Linked DNA regions of Mus musculus: region 2 is linked to region 1. The links are chromatin loops, found by intact Hi-C in ENCODE. Cell type or tissue: gastrocnemius. All regions are shown on one strand.

Evidence for each region. Peaks named below come from ENCODE experiments on the same cell type or tissue, not always from the same donor. Only the 100,000 strongest peaks of a DNase experiment are listed, where the experiment ranks them.
Region 2: it touches region 1 in a loop (2.3-fold over the local background); 28 of 42 quality-filtered maps call a loop at or near these places.

Annotation. Positions count from the first base shown.
Region 1 is chr2:103,717,711-103,720,210 of GRCm38, reverse strand. Abtb2 (ankyrin repeat and BTB (POZ) domain containing 2) reads right to left here. Exons shown (of 17, transcript NM_178890.3): 17 at 1,788-2,500. Among named protein-coding and RNA genes, the nearest start is that of Nat10, 42 kb to the left of the region's middle. In gastrocnemius, a CTCF peak has its summit at 1,090 (motif pointing right); DNase peaks (open chromatin) are centred at 757, 1,105 and 1,457.
Region 2 is chr2:103,465,914-103,468,413 of GRCm38, reverse strand. It overlaps Cat (catalase), which reads left to right. Exons shown (of 13, transcript NM_009804.2): 7 at 529-720; 8 at 1,185-1,337. Among named protein-coding and RNA genes, the nearest start is that of Cat, 18 kb to the left of the region's middle. In gastrocnemius, no CTCF peak of the experiment used is centred here; a DNase peak (open chromatin) is centred at 1,305.

The DNA.
Region 1 (2,500 bases):
CTGGCATATGCAATAGTGTCTGGGTTTGGTGGCTGATTATGGGATGGATCCCCGGTGGGGTAGTCTCTAGATGGTCCATCCTTTCGTCTTAGCTCCAAGCTTTGTCTCTGTAACTCCTTCCATGGGTATTTTGTTCCCTATTCTAAGGAGGAATGAAGTATCCACACGTTGGTCTTCCAGAGCTCGTGTCTCTAGCTGCATATGTATCAGAAGATGGCCTAGTCGGCCATCATTGGGAAGAGAGGCCCCTAGGTCTTGCGAACTTTATATGCCCCAGTACAGGGGAAACACCAGGGCCAAGAAGTGGGAGTGAGTGGGTGGGTGGGGGCGGGGGAGGGTATAGGGAGCTTTTTTGAAATGTAAATAAAGACAATACTAATTAAAAAAAAAAGTCAACTTTGTTCTTGTCTAGCTGCTAGTAGCAACAGCCTGACAGCTTAGAAGTGGCTCGCATGATCTTGAGTTGCTGCCCTGGGCTAACTGATCAAACACCCCTGTTGCTATAAGTGTTAGGTCCTAGGAAAAGTTAGCTTTCCCCCCACAGAAGTGTGTGTGTGTGTGTGTGTGTGTGTGTGTGTGTGTGTGTGTTTGTGAGAGTGTGTGTGTGTGTGTGTGTGTGTGTGTGTGTGTGTGTGCGTGTGTGCGCGCACGCGCAGGCCAGAGGACACCGGGTCTCCTGCTCCTGTCATTCTCCACTTTATTCCCTTGAGAGAGGGTCTCTTACTGAACTGGAGCCAGGCTGGCAGCCAGCAAGCCCCACAGTGACCCTGACTCTGGCCCCCACAGTCCTGGCTGGGGCTGCATGTGCTTACACCGAGTTTTTCACATAAGTACCCTTATATGTTTTAAAAAATTTTAAAAATGATTAAATATTTGTTTAAAAGTACCTGTTTAATATGAGCCTAGGGGGCTAACTCCTCATCTAATCCTAACACCTGCGGAGGAACAGGTTGGAGCCAGTTGTAAACTGACTTGCCTTTTCAGCTAGGAACAGCTCTGCTGGAGGTGGAGTGGTCAGACACAAACCCTTAAAGGGCAGACACTCTCTGCTGCTTCACATGGTGGTACTGAGGACTGCATCTCCTTCCTGTGGCCCCCAGAGGGCACTGTGGGGCGTGAAAGACAGGGCCTCAGTGGAAGAGAATATGCACAGGATGTCCTCACTGCTGAGTCCAGAGCCCCAGAGTGAAGTTCAAGCCATTCTGCCGGCCCTCTACCCAAAAAGAGCTAGGAAACGGGCCTCTCTGGTTTCTGGAGTCTCTACATTCTTTTCCAGGATGCTACTTAAATGGTAGCCACTCCCACTGATCTTAACAAGAACTAGGGGTAGGAGGGTGGTATATTTACCAGATTCCTAGCCCAGGCTGCCCTTCAGTGCCTGCTCCTGCATCTCCCTGGTGCTTCTCGGCAGGCCACGCAGTGTAGAGCTGGCACAGGTGTGTAAACCTCAGGACCTTCCTCATCTCAGCCTGACGGAGGGGCCTGGGCCATAAGGCCAGAGAAAGCCATAGGTGGGCCTCCTCCCCACTGAGAGTCCTGCTCTGTCTAGCCCATTGGCACATCAAATTTTCATGCGCCTCATTTCCCAGGTGAAGAAATTGGCCAATCTGAGGACAGAGTCAGAGTGATACCAGACAGGTGAGTGGCAAGGTATATGGTAGCTCTGCTGTGGGGTTTTCCTGCCCAGTGGGACAGACTCAGCTCTGGGTTCTCCATGGTCCAGCGGGGCTCTTCTGCAACTCTGAACTCCTAGGCAATCTTCTTTTACCAGGAGCAGATGCCAATGCCAATGTTAATGAGTGTTTATTGTTGATAAAACCATAGCACATTTACAGTAAGTAACAACATTAAGGTATAGTTACAGTATTATACAATATTACAGCAATAAAATACCATTCATTCCTTTGTACATCCCGCACAAGCAGCAAGTTGAAAATATCTTTCCAGGATTGCAAGCCCTGGGGGCTTCTGATGAATAAATAGTTTCTAAGGTAGCTGTTCTTGATGCTGTCCCAGCATCTGTCCACAAACAGGCCAGAGGATGGGGAGCCAAGACTGAGGACAGGATGGGAGGGGACATAGCTTCTCTTCCACCGAGGCCTTGTCCTTCATGCCCCAGAGTCACAGATCCCAGGTGACAAGTGTGCTCTTGCACCCCTGTCCTAACTGGAAGGCACTCTGCTGCCTCAGCCTGCAGACACATTAGAGCTAGGCCCGACCTAGAACCAACCTCTTCACTTTGGCTGCCAGTTGTAGCAGCAAGAGCGGAAGTCCTTGAGTTCCTGTACTGTAGCCCATCATCAGCTCGGAAGCTCTGAGCTCAGACTCCTAACATAGTAGTCTCGTGGGGCAGGCGACTAGAGGTCCAGTCTTCACAGACAGGGGCCACCTCACCAGCCCTTTCAAAGGCACAGCTTGGAGGACAGGATTTGGAAACCCTTTCTTCTCTGTTTAGGAAAACAAAGCATACCAGCTACTGCATCCAGTGGCCTGGGGCTCA
Region 2 (2,500 bases), 250 kb after region 1:
ACCAAGTTCTTTTGTGCTGTTGTACTGTGACTGTAGATAGTCACTGTACTACAGCTCTAAAAAACCCGGAAGGAAGGATTTGAGTGTTTTGCTAAAAGAAATGGTAAACATTCTCCATTAATATGCATAGTTTTTGTGTTTTAATGTGTTAGTTAAGAATAAAGTGAACTTAAAAACCCTTTAATTTTTATTATCTGTTGCTTATTTTAGTGGATGAGAATTTTTCTTATTAAGACAGTTTTTTTTTCTGATTAAAAAGTTAATAGTATAAAAATTCAGATGATGTAAAAAAAATAAAGTGAAAGAGAGGAATAATTTGACATTGAAAAGAATTGGTATAAATAAATATAGTTTCCTGTAAATAAATTTATTACTGTTAGTTCTGAACAGTAGAAGTGTGATTTAAGGAAAATGTCATCGTGTTACCCAAATGGGCTGTGCTACCTAGAACCCTTCAGTGAAGTCACCAGTTACGGTTTGTAACCGCTTTCCTAAACTCCATTTGCGCTTCTTTCTTTCACTGTGCAGACCGACCAGGGCATCAAAAACTTGCCTGTTGGAGAGGCAGGAAGGCTTGCTCAGGAAGATCCGGATTATGGCCTCCGAGATCTTTTCAATGCCATCGCCAATGGCAATTACCCGTCCTGGACGTTTTACATCCAGGTCATGACTTTTAAGGAGGCAGAAACTTTCCCATTTAATCCATTTGATCTGACCAAGGTAAGTCAGCAGCAGCTGGATTGCTTCATAAGTGTCGTCCTGTATGCTGCTGCTGCTGCTGCTGCTGCTAAATAATAATATAAATTATAGCCATGCAGTCACGGTGTCAGGAGCAGGCTAGATAAGAGGTGGTAGCTCAGCAGAGCCCTTGTTCCCGTGAGTGGGTGCCTCACCTCTCCTCTTGTGTGGGAAGTTCACTGAGGTCACGTTGGAGCCTTCCTGTGTGTTATTAGCAGGGGACAAATTTTGAAAAGCTAATTTACTCTGTTTCTGCACCAGTGTCAATATTTACCACTTACTGTTACGAAATGATAAGGCAATCACCTGAAATTCTTATCATGTTTCTGTTGGGTTAAGAATTATTTCCACGGGCTTGATTACATGTGAAAGTTGGTGTTTTCATGGGGGCCTTCCAGGTCTGCCAGCTGGCTATCTGGTAATTATGAATCTGACATTGTTTTCAGGTTTGGCCTCACAAGGACTACCCTCTTATACCAGTTGGCAAACTGGTTTTAAACAAAAATCCAGTTAATTACTTTGCTGAAGTTGAACAGATGGCTTTTGACCCAAGCAATATGCCCCCTGGCATCGAGCCCAGCCCTGACAAAATGCTTCAGGTAAGCCAGGAAGAAGACTTGTTCTGAGGCAGGCGCCCGTTTGTGCACACACGTACATGTGCACGCACTGTATAACTCGGTATGAGCTTTTATGAGGAATTACTAGAACTTTCACTTGAATGTTAATTGAGGTGCTTAATTCCTGTGAGGTCACTTGGATGAGACATCCTTAGGTGGTCATTCTCTAGTTACACCAGTTATAAAACATGTCCATGGTAAAGTAGCTAATATTTCAAGGTGTGAACACTTGATTTCGGACAAAAGATATAATAGTAATGACTCCATATTTTTGAAGAAAATAAAATGACTAGCTCAGCCTATAAGGATATAATAAATGATTATAGCCATCGACACCATAACCTATCCGTTTCTATTCCAAGGTGGTGCTTGCATATTTTCTATCTATGAAAGCAACACTATGGATGCTCTTTATTAACCCAACTCTGTGATTAATAGCAGTGGAATAGTTTAATCACGTGATCTCAAAAAGCATTCAGTACCCTTTAAGCCACTTTCTAGGGTGCTGTGCCAAGAGGTCAAAGAGGGACAATTCTGCTTTGGACTAGGAATCAGTAGGAAAAAATCAGCTTAATAATTGCCATGCACATCAATCTTCTGTGTGTTTAGACTCTGACCACGAAGCAGGGGTTATAGATCAGACCTTAGATCAGACCACAGAGATTGAAGGTTGCTTCTTATGTAAGTTCTGATTCCTGGCAAGTATCAGACTCCTTGGAGAGCAAGCTGAGGTTCTCTGTGTGTCTCGGGGTTACCTTTGTTGTGGCACTGGGGACATCTGACACTTCTTTTGAAAGTCAGCTTTCATTACCCTAGTTGAGTAGGGCCCTGCTAGGTGTGTTTCTGCGGAACACTGGACAGCCATGGTGTAAGGCAGAGAGTACTGTGACGGATGTGAGACCGGGCCAGTGACAAAGTTCTAGGAACGAGATGGCGTTTGAAGGCTGATCTTCAGTAAGTGACACAGACAGTAGAGGGTACGAGGACAGGCACAGAGGTGTGCTGCGTTGGGAATATTTAAACTGTAGTAAGTCCTCTGTCCTGAATGAGAGGAATCGAGCTCACCAAGACCGTGTTAGCGGAGCCTTTAAGTGTTGGACGTTGTGCAAGTGCCCATTCTGGGAAGACAGAAGGATTTTTCAGCT